Regions from separate parts of the Homo sapiens genome. Here region 2 is linked to region 1. Evidence: read pairs that join two places in POLR2A ChIA-PET (ENCODE). Cell type or tissue: MCF 10A. All regions are shown on one strand. Links, peaks and the distances in the headings refer to the core of each region. The heading gives the core; the rest is flanking DNA.

The links. ChIA-PET counts read pairs that join two places held together with the same protein. Peaks named below come from ENCODE experiments on the same cell type or tissue, not always from the same donor. Only the 100,000 strongest peaks of a DNase experiment are listed, where the experiment ranks them.
Region 2: POLR2A ChIA-PET joins it to region 1 with 7 read pairs; 3 of 35 experiments call an interaction of 5 or more read pairs at or near these places.

The regions. Positions count from the first base shown.
Region 1 is chr18:49,685,244-49,694,618 of GRCh38, reverse strand. All of the region lies in intron 2 of LOC105372112 (a long non-coding RNA gene), which reads right to left. Among named protein-coding and RNA genes, the nearest start is that of ACAA2, 120 kb to the left of the region's middle. In MCF 10A, for the core only: no CTCF peak of the experiment used is centred there; DNase peaks (open chromatin) are centred at 3,298 and 4,078.
Region 2 is chr18:49,626,179-49,635,553 of GRCh38, reverse strand. The region is part of intron 1 of LOC105372112 (a long non-coding RNA gene); the gene reads right to left. Among named protein-coding and RNA genes, the nearest start is that of LIPG, 69 kb to the right of the region's middle. In MCF 10A, for the core only: no CTCF peak of the experiment used is centred there; a DNase peak (open chromatin) is centred at 7,213.

The DNA of each region.
Region 1 (9,375 bases), core at 908-8,907:
ATTCACTCTTTGATCACTAAGTGTTGACAGACACAATATTTTTAAAAGATAACCAAAGACTTCTCCAGACTCATAAATGAGATTAACATCTTTGTGGACAAGCAATAGGAGCACAGAGGGGTGAACAGAGCTGAAGCTGCAGCCTGCTGGGCTTCAGGTCTGGAGACAGGCGGTGGAAGCTGGGGAAAGGAGGACAAAAGGAGCTCTATTCAAGATAGTAGAAGGGACCAGAGACACCCTCAGTACCTGAAGGCAGGCAGCGGAGTAGGGCTCCCTTCTTACCCATGAAATTAGGCTGACCAACCTCTGCCAAGAGCCAGGAATTTCTAAAAGCTGTAGATGTAAGAGACTGGAGAACAAGACATTGCTTTGCGACCAGAAGCTGAGACCAGCTACCCTTTGCCTCTGCATCCAGATCCACAGAACCCTCAAATCCCCACAGGGCAGGACACTCTCAACTGCCATTCAAGGATCCAGTTCTGTACTGGGGACCCAGACGGTTGAGTGGTGACCGTTACAAAACTGCTTGTTAAGGGAGAATGTGTACAGAGAAAAAAGACAGAATAAATGAAAAAGCAAGTACTCCAAGCCTCAAAATAAGCCTGTACATCAGAATTCCAAAACACATGGAGAAGCCCAGTGCTTACAAAGACAGTTCACAGATTTAATATTCAAAATACTAATTTACTCCAGATGAAATTAATTTTATAGAACCGTCTGACAAAGACTTCGATCAATATGCTTAGGGTGTTAAAGATATAAATGAAGGCATAACTTACGCAATCTAGAGGTTGTACAAGCAAAGTGTGTGACCTGAAACAAATCTCTAGTTTTGTACTCCCACTGTAAACTTTACTTGACTCCCAAATAAACTTTGAATTGAACGACTTTATTTGGTCCCTTCTTAGTTCCTGCCTCTCCCTGCTGCCTGGAATGCAGCTGTGCCATTAACCAAGAGGATGGGGACACTCCCTAGAGATGGTGGAGGGCTTAGAGGAAGGAGCCCAAGTCCCAGAGGGCTCCGTGGGAGAGAGAGGCCCCATCAGCCCTGGACTTTTTGGCTTGTCTTGAGGGTTTTAGTCACAACTGAACTTAATCCCAATTATATACACAGAGCAGTGCTATCTTTTTACGTGCATATATCTGTTTTCTTAGCTGGATTATATGGCCCTTGAGGGAGAAAGTGGTGTCTTAGAACTTTTTGGTATCTGCTTAATATCTGGCTTTGTAATACTTGGTTTTCACAATGGCATAGTCTAGGACCAAAATCTAGTGAGTGTATCTTACATGTTGGCTTTGTAAAAGTTGTAGAAACTTCGTGTCTATATCCTAAATCCCCAGCGACTGCCATAGGTTGGATTCATCTTTGTCAATCACAGACTCCAGGTCTAAATTTAGAACGAGTGTGCAATGTCTGGAAGCCTAATTCATTTTGGACACAGCTCAGCGCTGTCAGAAACTCTTCACGAGTCTGCTCTCCTCCACCCTAATTCACACCTTTTTTTGTTAATCCTCTGCTTCCTGCCTGGGACCCTGGGGACCCCCAGAAATAAACAGCTTAACTTGCACTGAAAACCCGTCTGCAATGTGTTGTTGTTGTTAACCAAGTGTGTCATCTAGCAGAGAAAACGCATCTATTTCATGATTTAAAATGTATACACATACTGGCGGTTTCACAGAATTCTCACCATTCAAGCTCATTCCTTTTATTCCTGGCTACTCACTCATTTCTTGGGCCTCATCCCCAGAGTGGCCTAAGAGGTGGCTGTTTCTGGTCTTGCTATGATAGATGAAGGGAGCAGTGCTTGCAGAAGTGCTGTGACTTCCTTAGGTGCTGGAGGGGGATGTGGAGGCTTGGACGCTGGAATTTTTGGTAGAACAGTTGAGGTAGGATTTGGGGAACATCATAATAGAATTTAGTTTTTTGAGAGGGAGTTTATCTTTTTAGAAAGCACAGATAGAACCCAATATGCCCTAGACCAGGGGTCAGGTAACTTTTTCCATTAAAGGCCAGATAATAAATATTGTAGGTTTTGTGGGCCGTATGGTTTCATTACAACTACTCAACCCTGCCATTGCAGCATGAAAGCACAATGAGTGTGGCTGTGTTCCAATAAAACTTTATTTGCAAAAAAGAGGCCAGAATAGGCCCACAGGCTGTAGTTAGCAGGCCCCTGCCATGTATCTCTGCCACGTATCACCTTGAGGACTCTTCTACAGGGGAATGGCAGTTTCTCCTTCCTTTGCCCAAGCCAGTACTCTGGGTCTGCCGTGCCACTCCATAGTCCCCACGGAGGCCTCACAGCTGGAAGAGGCTGCTGACAGGCAAAAGCCTCACCTGCCACAGCCCCAGGCCAAGTTTGTCCTTGCCAACATCTCCCTCTCTGTCCAGGGATGTCCAGTTATTTCTTGAAGGCCTCTTGGCTGCAGGCTCCCCAGCATGCCCTTCAGGGCCCAGCCAGGATGCCCACCAATTCCTGTGCTCTAGGACTGTGAGACCTCCTTGTCCCTTCCCCCACTGAAATCGACATGTTAGGAGGAAAGGTAACTCAGGCACCTAATCACCCTAAGGGGTGGTGCACCTGCCATACATCCATGCACTACTGATGCAATGGAACAAAGCTTCAGGCCTTCCAATGGCAAGAGAACCAGGTACATGGTGACCTAGAGTGTCTATGCACAAGGCTGGTTAACCTAACCCATCATAGGAGATGGTCTTGGGGCTGGGCTGCCCTGCCTTGCCTCCAAGTACATAACAGAGGCTCCCCTCAGGCTGGAACTCATTTAATGGTCCAGCTAGTGGTGACTTGGCCCAGGGGGGCTCCTGGTCAGTTTCCCATAAGGGCTCTTCCCAGAAAGGACATTGATATCTTCTGTTTGTCTGCCTATGGCGCCACTAGCAAAGGTATATGTACTACTGACCACGTGTCATAAGAACAGACTTGTTAGTTCTCTAAACTTTTGCATCCCTCAAAGAGCCGCTTGATCAGCTTGTAGCAGCTCTCCATCCCACACCCCTCCAGCCAACCCTCCAAAAGCCACATGGAACTTCTGCAGCAGGGGTTTGGGACCCTGCCAGTTACTGTGCATGGGTCAGCAGACACCACTACCTCCCAGCCAAGGTTCTTCCAGTTCTCTGCCCCCACACACTCTTCCTCTCGCCTGGTTTTTCCCTCACCTTACTCCCACCCAGCTAATGGCCAACTAATTCTGACAAAGCTACTTCCTGTTTGTTGTAGATGGCAATCACTGGGGAGCGGGTGGGGAGGAGTACTTATATAGCTAGAATATCAGGAATCATGGATCAGCTATGCAGAAAGTTTTGGGAAACCAAGTAGATTCAAATGACTCAGATGGGACTCATTTCTTCTCACTCCAGTTCTTTTGGTTTTCTAAGGCACTGTGGCCCTGGAATGCACAAGCAATTTCTCTTTCTATTCTGATCTTTAAAGAGGTTGAAATAGTTGTCACTTTCAGTTTTGCTTCAAATTTTTTATTCTAGCTTCCATTAGAGTTTTATTCATTGCTGGTGGATAAAAACTTTAAAAATATGATTATGTTTTAATTTCTGTCTTCTAGGATTGGGTGAATAGAGGTACAATACTGGACATATAATGAGACAATGAATGAAGTGCATCATTCTATCATTGTGAATTCACCACAGTGAGGCTGAGATGGGAGGAAGCTGAAGGGGAGCCATGGGCATCTGCTCATATTTGACTCTGGATCTCTGACCCAGCAAATACATAGGAGTCAATTTTAATACCTTTTTTTAAAAAAGTAATTTTAGACTATGGAAAATTATAAAGATAACATAGGTTTTCCATATATCCTTCACCCAGCTTTCCTTAATGTTAACATTTTACATGATACAAACGCTCCTGTTTCCAAAAGCAGAAAATTAACACTGATGCAATACTGTTAACTAAACTATAGATCTTAGTTGAATTTCAGCAGCTTCCCCACTAATGTCCTTTTTTTTCTGTCTGGGATCCAATGCAGAATCCTACACGGCATTTAGTCATCATGTCTGCTTGGTCTCCTCTGGTCTGTGAAAGTGTCTCAGTTTTGAGGTTTGTCTGATGTTTTCTTATGATTACATTGCGATTACTCAATCTTGGCAAGAACAACAGCAGGGACGCTGTATATTTCTGTGTGTGTCATATTGGTATACATGATGTCAGTAGGTCTTGTTACTTGTTAGCCTTGACCACATGGTTAAGGTGGTTTCTCCACTATAAAGTTACAATTTTTTGCTTTGTAAGTAATGAATATATTGTGGGGAGATACTTTGAAACTATGCAGATACCATGTTTCTCATCGTGCTTTTGCCTACTCATTTTAGCATCCCTCTCTGGTTCTTGCTAATTAGTGTGATATTTGCCAAATGTTGATTTTCTATTTTTCTCATTCCTTCTATATTTAATAATTGGAATTCTGTAAGAAGAAGCTGTCCCTTCTCTACCAATATTTTTTAAATTATTTACTTATAACAGTATGAATGAATGTTTATTTTATTCTACCTAGTAATCTATATTTATTTAGTTTAATCTTCTCATTTTTTATAGTATTACTTGAGTTCTCCCACCTTTGGCATTGGGAGCTCTTCCAGGCTGGGCCCTGTGTCCCTTGCCATGCCCCATCTCTTTTTGAGCACTTCCTTACTTTCTGGCATAAGATATTCCCAGCTTATGTCTTATTTTCCCTGCCCTAACCCTGGAATCAACCATTTCACCAATGAATGCTGCTTCCTTTTATTGGAGAATGGTATTTAGGAAACAAGATCTGAGCAGTAGGCATACTCATTGCTAATGGAATGTCATTCCTTCTAAGCCTCCTCAGCAGACAGACACAGAAAATACACACACACACACACACACACACACACACACACACATACACATTTATGCCTCTATTAATTTCTGTATTCATCTATCTGTATCCACATTATGTTTATTAATTTGTTCAATTCTAGTGTAGACATAAAATAACTTCAGAACTGAAGAAAAATTCCCTATGAGAAACAAATTTACGAACTAGAACACAATATTTGCATACAATTCTTTTTGCCCTTAGCCTTATAGTAGCCAGTGAAAATAGTAAATTTGAACTTTTTTAGTGTTTAAGGGTCATTTTAACATCTTTTTTGTGTGTGTGAAATGCCTGTTCATGACTTTCCCTCATTTTTCTATCAGGTTTTTGATGTTTTTGCCCTTCAGTTTTTGAGAGTTCTTTATATTGTAGGAATATTAGCTCATGGTTAGTGGTATATGTTGCAATTAACTTCTCCAATGATATCAGTTATCATTTGAATTTGTTTAGGGTGATATTTTTGTCATGAAGACTTGTGTTTTAAGACAGGGCCTCACTCTGTTGTCCAGGGTGGAGTGCAGTTGTGTGATCATGGCTCACTGAAACCTCAACCTCCCAGGCTCAAAACATCCTTCCATTTCAGCCTTCTGAGTAGCTTGGACCGCAGGAGCATACCACCACACCTGGATAATTTAAAATTTCTTCTGTGGAGATGGGGGTCTCCTTATATTATCTAGGCTGGCCTCAAACTCCTGCGCTCAAACAATCCTCCTGCCTCAGCCTCCCTAAGTGCTAGGATTACAGGCAGAGGTAACTGAGTTAACCTCTTACCTGAGGTTAACAGAAATTCGCCCACGTTTTTCTCTAGAACTTTAATGGTTTCATATTTTACATTTAGATCTCTAATCCATTTCAAGTTCATTCTTACATGTGATGCAATGTATGGTTCTAACTGTATCCTTTTCCAAGTGGAGATCCAGTTGTACCAGCATCATTTATTAAAAAACCCATCTTTGCTCTGGAATTTGAGATGCTGCTTCTATCATATGCTAAATTTCCATGTGAACTTAGGTCTATTGATGGACTTTCTATTATTTTCTACTAGTCTATATTTATATTCATGCACCAATATCATGCTTTTAATTTAAAGCAATTTATGTTATGTTTTAATGTCCAGTGGAGCCAGTGACCTCCATACTTTTTATTTTTCAGTGTTTTCCATCCACTCTTGCAGGCCTGTTTCTCTACATGAACTTTAGTATCAACTTACCTGAACACCCCAAGAAAAGACTTGTTGGAATTTTTATTGATAGTGCACCATGTTTCTCCCATAACCTACAGAGAACTGATATCTTTATGACATTGAGTCATCTTGTTCAACAATTGGAGCTATCTTTCCCACTTCTTAAAGCCTACTTTTGTGTCTTGCAAGAATGTTTTTAAAGTCCTTTTTGTAAAATTTGGATGTTTCTAACCAGAATAAGCTTAACAAAGTTTATACCAAAGTATTTAATATTTCTTATTGCTGTTATAAATGAAATTTTCTCTAACATTATGTCCTTTAACTGGTTATTATTTGTGTATATGATAGATATTGGGTTTTATATGTTAATTTTATTTTTATTTTTAGTATTTATGGGCACATAATAGTTGTACATATTTATGAGGTACATGTATTATTTTGATACAAGCATATAATATGTAATGATTAAGTCAGGGCAATTGGGTATCTATCACCTCAAACATTTATCCTTTGTGTTAAGAAAATTCCAAATCTACTTCTCCAGTTATTTTGAAATATATAAAAAATAGTTACGCTATTGTACTACCAAATACTAGATCTTATTCTTACTATCTAATTGTATTTTTGTACCCATTAATCAACCCTTCTTTCCCCCCTCAACCATATGTTAATTTTATACCCTGTTACTTTACTGAATTTTTTGTTGTTTGAGATAGTTTTATCATTGATTTCTAAGGCTTTCCAAGGACAGTAGCTGTCATGGACTGACTTGTGCTTCCCCAAATTTCACGTGTTGAAGCCCCAAGCCTCAGTACCTCAGAATGAGACTGTATTTGGAGATAGAGCCTTAGAGAAGTAAAGTTAAGGTGAGGCCTTTAGAGTGGGCCCTAATCCAATCTGATGTGTGTCCTTATAATTAGAGGAAATTTGAACACACAAAATAGAGAACAAGGATGGTCCTGCACAGAGGAAAGACCATGTGAGCAAGAAGAGAGCCATCTGCAAGCCAAGGAGAGAGGTCTCAGGAGTAACCAACCCTGCTGACACCTTCATCTTGGACTTCCAGCCTTCAGAACTTCAAGAAAATAAATTTCTATCATTTAAGCCACCCAGTCTGTGGTATTCTGTTATGGCAACCCTAGCAAACAAATACACTAACATATTGTCTGCAAATTGGGATAGCTTTTTTAAAAAACCCATTTTTATGCTTCTGAGTCAGGGGTCCCCAATCCCCGGGCCATGGAGCAGTACCGGTCTGTGGCCTGTTAGAAACTGGGCTGCACATCAAGAGGTGAGCCTGTGGCCTGTTAGGAATCGGGCTGCACATCAAGAGGTGAGCAGCAGGTGAGTGAGCATTAGTGCATGAGCTCTGCCTCCTGTCAGATCAGCAGCGGCATTAGATTCTCATAGGAGCGCGAACCCTATTGTAAACTGTGCATGCAAGGGATCTGGGTTGTATTCTCCTAATAAGAATCTAATGGCCAGTGAGACCATTCCCCACCCCCTTCACCCAGGGGAAAAATTGTCTTCCACAAAACCAGTCCCTGGTGCAAAAAAAGTTGGGGACTGCTGTTCCAAGTGATTTCTCTCATTTACTTTTATTAGGACACTAGCATAATATTGAATCATAGTGGAAATAGTCCTGATCTTTAAAAATGTACCTTTGGTGTTTTTGCAGGGGTTATGATTATGTGACCCAGAGCTGGAGGAATAAAATAAATATAGCTAATATTTATTGAACAATTGTAATTTCCTTCTCTGTCTTCACAGAGCATCCCAGCAAACACCCACCTCATTTCATCCCAAATGAGGGAAAAGCAGCTACATGTCTGACTTGAGTTTTGGACGGTGATAGTCCCAGTCATTTTAAATCAATCAAGATTGTCTTTGTACCCCATCACAAAACCGCACCCCAGTTTTTCTTCTTAGGCAAATCCATAGGAGATGGCCCACTAGGTAAAATCTCTGGGAACTCCAGACCATCTACCTTGGCAAAGTTTTATGGTACTGTCCAATAAAAATGCAACATGAGCCATATTTGTAATTTAAAGTTTTTAAATTGTCACTTTGAGAACATTAAAAGAAAGTGGGTTAAATTAATTTAACAATATATTTTATTTAACCTAATCCATTTGTAATATTATCACTTCAACATGTAATCAAATTTTACATTTTTTTCACACAAAATCTTCAAAATCTGCTGTGTGTGTAAAACATACAGCAGATCTCCATTTAGACTGCACACTTCAAGTGCTCAATAGCTACACGTGGCTGGTGGCTACTGTGTTGGGGAGCACAGGTTTAGGAGAATCAGTATTCCTATTTCTCCAAGGAAAAATGAAATTATATTTATTGAATACCAAGGCACCATAGTTGTTTTAATATACACGATCTCATTTAATCTTCATTATAATGCTATACAGCTGGTATGATCGCCCACATTTTACACATGACGCTGAAGATCAGAGATATTAACTAACTTCCCCAAGCTCACACAGTCATTTGATTTCAAAATTAATGCTAAGAACTATCTAACCACCTGGGAAAGACTGACTGAGCCTGCAGGCAGAGTAGGGAGAATGCAGCCAGAAATCACTCCATACTCACAGGAAAGAGAAGAAACAGCAATCATAACTGACTAGGAGCACAGTTTCCTCTGCTCAGAAGGAGGTTTACAAAGATGTCTAGTCCCTCCCCAGCACTTGCTGTCTGCACGCAAATTGCATACGTGACTATATCCTGTCTCACATTGCTTTCTCAATAAAAATGAGGTACCTCAACGAGACCTTCATTGTCTCAAAAGCGGGGATGTAAATTCCTATTTCTCTCCTTGTGTCCTCTACTCAGTAGAGATTGTGGGCATGATAGGTGCTCATGACTAATTGATAAAACAATAGGAAGTTTCTGTGTCTGACCCTGAATCTTATCCCATGGGTAATCTTTAGAAACAAAAAGGTATTTCCTATTTGCCTTTCTAAAGTTTTAGTCCCTGTTGCTCCAGTTCCAGGCAGTCAGTCTTGGTGTGGAGACAGCTTTCTTTGTCCCTAACATGAGCAAGACTTCCTGGTGGGAACTGGTGAATTGATTATATCTTGCACCCTGCACATGTATCTCTTCCTGGAGTTGAGCCAAAAGGCCAGAATGTAAACATTCAGAACCTCCCTTGTTTCACAATTTTTAAATTTTATACAGAGTCAGCTTTCTTGGTATCAAAGTTTACAGGAACCAGAGTCCACAGCCTGCTGGTAAATGGGCAATCGGGAGAGCCCATCAGCCACTTGGGAACAGCCAGGCATAAATTTTCTCCTGGCCACTGCCTC
Region 2 (9,375 bases), core at 801-8,800, 59 kb after region 1:
CAGCTACTCAGGAGGCTGAGGCAGGAAAATGATGTGAACCCAGGAGGCGGAGCTTACAGTAACTCAAGATCGCGCCACTACACTGCAGCCTGGGCGACAGAGCGAGACTCCGTCTCAAAAAAAAAAAAAAAAAATACACTAAAAAATATCTGGTATTAGAGAAAGCATAGACATATATATTAATGGAAAAAATTAGAAAGTCCAGAAATAGACCCAAACAAATATGGTCAGTTGATTTTTTACAAAGGTATGAAGTCATCTCAATGAGAAAAGATGATCCTTTTAGCCAATGTTGTCAAACAATTGGATGTCCATATGCAAATGAATTAACCTCAACCCATGCAGCCTACCTTATTCAAAAATTCACTTTAAAAATGAATCATATGCCAAAGTATAAAATCAAAAACTATAAACCTAAAATTATAAAACACAGAGGAAAACATACAAGAAAATCTCCATGACTTTGTGTTAGGCAAATATTTCTCAGGTGCTGTATCAAAACTATGATCCAGAGAAGACAAAAATTGTTGTTAGACTTTACTAAAAACTTTTTAAAAGCACACTTAAGAGGATGAAAAAAAAAACAGGCTACACACTGGAAAATAATATTTGCAAACACATAAATAACTTGTATCCAGGTTACATAAAGAATTCTCAAATAAGAAAACAAGCAGTTGAATAAAGAAAAAAGGTAAAAGGTTTGAAAAGAATCTTTGAGAAAGAGAAGAAACATAGATGGCAATTAAGCACAGGAAAAGATGTTTGATGACACTTGTCATTAGGGAAATTCAAATTAAATCCACAATGAGATACCAGTAAACACTAGGATGGCTAAAATCAAAATAACAACACCACGTGCTATCAAGGACACAGAACAACATGTACTGCTGGTGGGAATTCAAAGTGGTACAGCCATAGAAAACAGGTGGCAGTTCCTTGTAAAATTAAATATATACTTAGCATACAACCCCGCAATCCTATTTCTAGAAATTTAACCAAGAGAAATGAAACCATACATCCACATAAATAAACTTTACATGAATGTTTATAGCAGTTTTATTTTAAGTGTCAAAAAATGGAAACAACACAAGTGTCTCTCAACTGAGGAATGGATAAATAATCCATTAGTACATCCATAGAGTAAAATACTAGTCAGAATAAAAGGAAACAAATCACTGATATTTGCAACAATGTGAATCGTTTTATAAATGAATGATATGGATGAATTTTGTTATGAATGAATGAGTCTTGTTGTGGATGGATCTTATCATGCTAAGTGAAAGAAGCCAGACTCAAAAGTCTACTCTGTGATTCCATTTCTATGACAATCTAGAAAAGGCAAAACTATAGAAACAGATCAGTGGTTTCAAGGGTGGGAGATGGAGAAGAAATTGACTACAAAAAAAAAAAAAAGTAACTTTCTGAGGTTATGGACCTGTTCTGTATCTTGATTATGGTGTTGGTTATGATCTGTATGTGTCTGTGCAAACTTGCAGAAATCTACATGAACATGGGTTAATTTTACTGTACCTAAATCGTACCTTCATGCATTCCCTTTAATCAGAAATCATGTATGGGAATCTATTCCATAGCATTAAAAAGCACCAATTGCCTGGGCATGGTGGCTCACGCCTGTAATCCCAGCACTTTGGGAGGCCGAGGCTGGTGGATCACTTGAGGTCAGGAGTTTGAGACCAGCCTGGCCAACATGGTGAAACCCCTTCTCTACTAAAAATACAAAAATTAGCTGGGTGTGGTGGTGGGCGCCATAATCCCAGCTACTCGGGAGGCTGAGGCAGGAGAATTGCTTGAACCCAGGAGGCAGATATTGCAGTGAGCCGAGATTGCTCCATTACACTCCAGCCTGGGCAACAAGAGCGAAACTCCATCTCAAAAAAAAAAAAAAAAAAAAAAAAAATCAACACAGAAGCATTGTTTATATTGCATAAAACAGAAACCAGTCTGATGGCCTATCAATAGAAACCTGTTTAATAAATGGTGGTGTAGCCATTTCAAGGAATAGTATTTAGCCATTTAAAAAGGCATACTATTTATGCCAGTTAACCTGGAGGGATTTTAATATGACATTGTTATGCAAGAATAGCAAGATACAGAAAGTCTATATAGAATGATGTTATTTAAAAAAAAATACACCACCATGAGTTAACCTATAGATGAGTTTGTATGATTGTGTGCACATGTATGAAGAAAGGTGTAGTGGGATGGGCACTAGTCTGTTAACATTGATGACTTGAGTTGGGGAGCTGGGAATAGAGAGTCAAGGTGAGTTTGAAAGAAAGGCGGGAGGGAATGGAGGGAGGTCAGGCTCAAAGGATGAAGGAAGGAAGAATGCCTAGAACTAGCCTGAGATTAGCTGTGACTACAGACCTCTCCTTCGCTGTGTTCTCTCCCCTTATTGCTGAGACTTTTTATCAATATCTCAGTCCCACCAGGAGAGGAAGAGAAAGGGATTTCAAAACTTCTCCCAAGGACCTGCAGCCTTCCTACCGCACAAGGGGCTGGGACTGGCATCACTCAGTTCTGCATCCCAGCCAGGATGTAGAAGGAAGCGTGTCTCTTTGCTGTGGGCTGTCTTCCCCCACTCCAGGACAAGGCGAACATCGTGGGGCTGGTGGGAGAGGACCACAGGCAGGAAGAGTTTGGGGAGGAGAGGCAGCTATGAGTAGAGCTGATGTCTTCTTGAGGACAGGAAGCAGTGAGGGCTGCCGAGGCAAAAGCCTCGCTTTCAAAGAAGCTGGAGCAGAGCCGGAGTCATTCTCTGATGAGCTCTGGACACAAGAGTCAGCCAACAAGCCCTGACACTCCCTTACCGTGCACTTAGCTCTGCACGAGTTGCTAAGGAGGAAATATGAGAAAATAGGTCTCATCCACCAGGGAATGGATCTCACAGGATTTACACTTTCATTCGCGGGACAAGAGTATTGCATTTAAAAAGTAAAGAGCACTCAAAGAGTGTTTATTAATACAAATGGAGCTCAGAAGAGAGGGGCCAGGCACAGGAATTTTTGAACTAGTGCCCATGCCCCTCTTTTGTCTTTGCCCTTGCCTTCCCCAGCTCTCACAGGTGGTGGCTTCAATTTCCTTGCCTGGGAGAATTTTGCAGCGGGGTGTCTGAACTTTCCAAAGTTGAGGAGAACGGGACTTGAGGAGTGGGATGTTCCTAGACTAAAATCAGTAATTAGGGAGTGGCCTGTGGGTCCCCAAATCAATAGAAACTTACAACCTGCTCCCCGAAAGCACCTCACACTGAGAGGCTCTCAGAAGGAATGGCTTTTATGGCACAGCAGGGAGGCTGGACCTTGGGCACTGGGCTCACCACAGAAGCCCGTAACTCAAAGGTGACCAGCAAGACACAGCACAGTAGATCCACAGAGGCCACACCTGCCAGGCAGGGGCATCCTCCACTGTGACCAGTAAGGACCCATGGCAAGAGGGGCTGGGAGCCTTTAGCCAACCCAGTGGGGGACCAGAGGGTGACCAAAGAAAGACCTGGGTTGAATTTCTGGACAGCCCAGTATGATGGGGATGTGAAGTCAGCATTGAGCCATTTTACAGAAAAGGAAGAACTATGGTATTGCTTGGGTACTCCAGTTGGTGAACTGAGCATCTTTGCAGTCTTCCGGTCCCAAGAGATCTGGAGGTGGGGATTATGGATGAGGTGGGGTTCAGTCTGACCTTGGGGACAATAACCAGGACTGGGGACAAAAGTAGGGACTAGAGTACAGAATGAGCAAATGTGATCGCCCAGGGGAGCAGGGAGCATGTGACAGGGACAGTGAAGAAACAGGCTTGGCTGGAGCCCAGGGTCCAAATCAGGGAGCAGAAAGAAAGCTACTTTCAATGTCTGTCTTCCTTATCATCAGAACACATCTATCACAGAACACTTGCATGCACAAGAGGTCCGGCTGCCTGTGAGGTCGTAGAGGAGTGAAATGCATGGCTGTGCCTTCCGTGAGCTCATGAGGTGGTTAAGATGATACACGCACATGCAAACAAGCACACCTAAGGCAGAGTGCTGCAGGAAGGACAGAGATCATTCGTGTGCGAGTGTTGATCCAGCCAGGGCTTCTTGAGAGTCTTCTTCACACCATACCAACCACTGCAGATGCAGAGGTGATTAATACAAGGCACCACCCTGGAGAAACGCCCAGAAATCACTCCCAGTGGAGGCAGGTTTCCTAGAACTGGTCCTAGAATGTGTGGCGGGATTTGGTGGGCATCCAGGGAGAAAGCGAGTGCTCCCCCACCTTCGGTACTAACGGCACATGGGGTCAAAGGCCTGGGGAACATCCTAGGTGAGTCAGGGGTGAGGTGGGCAGAGAGGGGGCCAGTCTGAGCAGAAGATCCAAGGGAGAGGAAAGGCAGAAGGGGCTGGAGAGGACAGTTGGGAGGAGATGACAAAATGTCCTGGATGGCACCCGAAGGCCTCTGGGCTTTACGCTGTGGGCCCCTGGAGCTACTGAGGATTTCTGATCTGCAGTGGGGCCTAAATGTGCCCCCACAAAAGCTCCTAACACTTCCAAGGTGAGTGGCAAATGGGACTGGGTGGGGCTGGAGTTTCCACGTGGGGAACGTGTCCCAGCAAATATCATATGTAGCCTGGTTATCTAGTGGCCATCTCTGAGTAGCCTCCCAGACATCCTGCCAGCCATGGACACCAGTGAGAGCCTGAGGACTCTGAGTCCTGAGGGAGCCCACTGTCCTCTGCAATAGGCTGATTTCAGGCATTCCTTTCTCCTTCCAGTCAGACAAGAAAAGATAACAGAGGGTCCCCATCACGGCAGCTTCTGTCCCCATTGTCACCTGAAAAGGGGAGAGTGATGAACCCCTGGGGCCCACAATAAATCTAAGTGCACTCCATGAGTCCCAGGATTACTCAGATGGAGTCTGGGCCAGCTAGGCCTGGTTGACCATCAACTTAACTGCAGGATGCACAAAATGTATCTTCAGGTGCCTCAGGTAAGGAAGGGTGTGGGGGTGTGTGTGTGTGTGTGTGTGTGTGTACCCACAAGGCTCCTGGTCACAGGGTGTTGGGTAATCCAGTCCTGATGCCCAGCCCCACAGCAGCTAAAAGATTGCAACAGGCATTGCCTTTGGATATGCCAGCAAGCAAACTCTCTGCAAGCAGGTCATTGTCCCCATGAACTCTGATGTCATGAACAAATTGCACCACATACTCCCTCTTCTCACAGAAAGTCCTATACAGCTGAAAGAAACCAAACACCAAAAGCAGCCTAGACTTTAGGCTGTGCAGCCATTCTCACCAACACTTAGGTACCCAATAAATGTGTGTTGATTTAATGGTAAAGGGGTAACAAAAAGACCCACCCCAGGGAGTTCTGTAGGACATGCCAGGGCAGAGGAGCTTTCCACACCTTACCTTGGGATGGTGGTAATGGTGGTAGAGGTACTGGTGTTGATGGGAAGAGACAGAAGTTGTGGATTTGCTAAATCAGAATTTGCAGGTTTGGGTTTGCTTTTTTAGGAGCAAAAATTAAAAATTTTAAAAAGCATAGGTTTGCTTTCTTGATGAGAATGAATGGATGAATAAAATAAAGTAGGAAAGAATTTCCAGGCCATTAACAATTAGGCATTAATATTTTCAAAAGCATCCCAGGTGAAGTCAAAGACTGAGAACCAACTGCCCCAAGGGAAGAGTCTCAAAGAGGAGCTTGTTTTCAAACCGAATTACATGCCTGGAATCAATCGATCAACCATTTCTGTAGAACCCACCCTTGAGCCACCACTGCACCCCAGATTCCTGCCTCTTTCTATGGGCTCCATTCCACATCACCCCCTTAAGTGCCCTGCTGCCCATTTGACTGCCAATCCCTTAGCACTTTCTTCCAGCCTCAGGTGTGAAAAACCTACGATCACTACCCACTGTCTAGACCCCACCACCTCCCACCCTGCATGCTTTGGGATCCTCCCCTGACTGCAAGAGGTAAGAAGAGTTTTTCGTTTTGTGTTTGTTTCCCAAGCATACAGGCAGCCAGAAGTAGGGAAAATAGGAGCATATTCAACATGCGACTGCCAGGTGCAAGGGCGAGCACCCGTTGGACCGCCGGCTGAGTACAGCCCTGCCAGGGCACCCTGCACTTGGAATCCTAAAATGCAAATTTCCCCTGTGGCAGCCCTGGCCTCTCCTGCAGGGGGCAGCCACTCTGGAAGGAAAGATGAGATTTAAATTGGTAATCAAGCACTGTACCAAATTGGACTTTGACCTTGTTCAGAATTCCACTGGTCCATGTTCCCTGACCCCCCTGCCCCCTGCTTCTGCCCAATTGTTCCCTTGAGTAGCTGCCTGCCATCCGAGGCAGTCAGGCGGGCTGTCGCCAGCTGCTCCTCCCTGGCTGCCTTCCACCTGGCCAGCTCAGAAAGCAGTGGAAATCAAGAAGCTTTGCCTTTCCAGCTTCTCTTGCTACTTCTGGGCCGGAACCAAGACAAGAGTGGTTTGGATGGGGCCTCGGCCCCGCCTGGGCCTGCTCATAGGGCATGGGAAGAGGGGAGTGCAGCCTCAGCACGTCCGTCACTCTCAGTGCATTCTTGGTTACCAGAGCAATTCCCAGACAAGGCTTGGAATGGCCAGCATGGCCCACCGGCCTGCTGCATCCAGGGCAGCAGCACAGAACCCACACTGATTTCTTCAAGCTCCCTCCACTGCCCCAGAATGCCCTCTGCTCTCACTGCAAAACACCGAGGTTTTGCTCATTTCTTGTGTCTGGAAGGTCTTCCATGTTCTCATCTACATGTCTAAATCCTACCCTTTCTTCCAGGGCTGGGAAACCGCTTGCTTCCTAGAGAGCACCTACCCTCTCCTATAGCCCCACCATTCTTCTCTTACCTCCTCAATCCATGATTCAAATCAAGTATCTGGGGCATTTAATCTTATTTGCCTTGTCCCATTGTTTCAAGTCTCATCTTCCCAACAAGATGGTAAGCTCCCAGGGACTGTGTATTACCTAGATTGGCACTGAGTAGGCCTACTAGGAATTAATGAATGAAAGAATAAATGAATGAGTAAACAGAGTGCTTTGGTCATTGAAATGCTTCCTTTATAAGCCCAGGAATTCTTCCCACCAAGAGAGCTAGCTCTTCTTTGCGTTGGCTTTCCTGGAGACCAAGCCTCTGGTGGAAACTGCCTTCAGTGCCTCCCAGGAAGCCAGGAAATGTCTCACCAGGAGTAACCAGTTAGCCAAGCAGCTGGACTTCTGCCAGTGTGCAGGGCACTAGTGAGTGCAGGGTGCATCTCCTGCCCTCTTTGATCTAACTGGGATGATAGAATGTGCTCACATGAAGCTTTGGTTTCCTGTCAACCTGCAAAGTCATGGCCATGATATGTAAATGCTGAGAGCAACAGGGTATAAGAGGGGCCTGAGCCAGGCCGTCTTAATCAGAGAGCACTCGAAGGACATAGCAAAGAGAGCTGTTGAGTGGAGGCAAGGAAGAAGCCCTCTCCTTCCTCCTCCCCAGCTAGATTCCTTCCCTGTCTACTTCCTCCACTCAGGTCAGCAAGATTCAAAGGATAGGGCCAGGACCAGGGATAAGATTGAGGATGGTCTGGAGGATGGCTGATTGACTCAGGGCATTAATCTAGGGGGCCAGGACCAGGGATTGGCCACATCAGAATGCAGGGTAGCCCCCACGTGTTCACTATTGATCCAAAAGGGGAAACAAAGAGAAAGAGGCTCAAAAAGCCAACCGAGGATGGGTGCAGTGGCTCATGCATAATCCCAGCACTTTGGAGGGCTGAGGTGGAAGAATCACTTGAGGCCATGAGTTAAAGACCAGCCTGGGCAACATAGTGAAACTCCATCTCCACAAAAATCAAAATTAGTCAGGTATGGTGGCACACACCTGTCGTTCTAGCTACTCGGGAGGCTGAGGTGGGAAGATCACTTGAGCCTAGGAAGTCGAGGTTGCAGTGAGCCATGACCATGCCATTGCACTTCAACCTGGCAACAGAGCAAGACCTTGTCTCAAAGAGAGAGCGAGCGAGAAAGTGAGAGAGTGAGTGCACGAGAAAGAGTTACAACACCAAAAGTACAATCTATTTTTTAAAATTGATTAATTGGACTTTATAAAAAATAAAAATAAAAGTCAGCAGGATAGAAGAATAGACAGGCAGGAAAGAAGATGTGGAAAGACAAGTGAGGTGTGAGCTGTTGCATTTTTGACACAGGGAGCCGGGGCTGGTAGGGCTGTTACTGACCTCTGTGCACATGACTTCCTTCTTCAATCTCGGAAGGAAGTCAGGAGCCAGGGGCCACGCTGGGGGCAACCCAGGCAAGGCGCATGCTCTGCAATGCCCCCTTTGTGCCATTACACACCTCTGTCCTCCCTGTGGCAAGGGCAGGAAGCCCTTCAGGTGACAAGAGGCCCATGCTTGTCTTCTGAGGCAAAGGAGAGGGGACTTGGAGCACAGAACATCAAGGGAAGAGGAGTGGGCAGGGACTGGCCTAGAGGCAAGCATGTGGAGTGGGCAAGGCGTGCCTGTGGGCCTGGAGAAACAGGGTTGAGGAGGCTTTCTGGGGCACCCCTAGGGACAAAAGGCCCCCGAGTTTTTCCTCAACAGTAAATCCCCCAAGGCACGGTGTGGGCCCTTCCACCCTGGCTCAGAGCCCTTCCCACTGTGTAAGCAGCGTCATCTGTCATCAGTGACTGAGCTGAGTGCCAGTTCTGCTCCTTTTATTACCCATGCATTCCCAGGAAGGGGCAAGGACCCGAAGCAGAAAGCAGCCCCTGTGGGCTGGCACTGTGGGCACACCTCACAGCTAACGCGGCACCTTTCTTTCCAGAGGATTTTTTTTTGGGGGGGGGGACAGAGTCTTGCTCTGTCACCCAGGCAGGAGTGCAATGGCATAATCTTGGCTCACTGCAACCTCCGCCTCCCAGGTTCAAACGATTCTCCTGCTTCAGCCTTCCAAGTAGCTGGGATTACAGGAATGCGATACCATGCCTGGCTAATTTTTGTATTTTTAGTAGAGATACGATTTCACCATATTGGTCAAGCTGATCTCGATCTCCTGACCTTGTGATCCAACTGCCTCAGCCTCCCAAAGTGCTGGGATTACAGGCGTGAGCCACCATGCCCAGCATTTCCGGAGGAATTTTATACAACCCCCTGTAAGACCACCTATCAATGGCAAAACTGTTGGTCCACAGAGCACGTGTCCAGGCCAGAGACAGCCCCACCTCTGGGGTGCACCTTTTCCTTTCATTTCCAAATGTCCCCCAAGGCCATGGAAGGGCTCTGCTCCCTCCAACAAAGGAACAGCATCCCAAAGCCCGGTGCACACACAGATGAACTTCCTCTCCTATGCAGCCTGAGACGTGGAAATGAGGAAAGCAGTG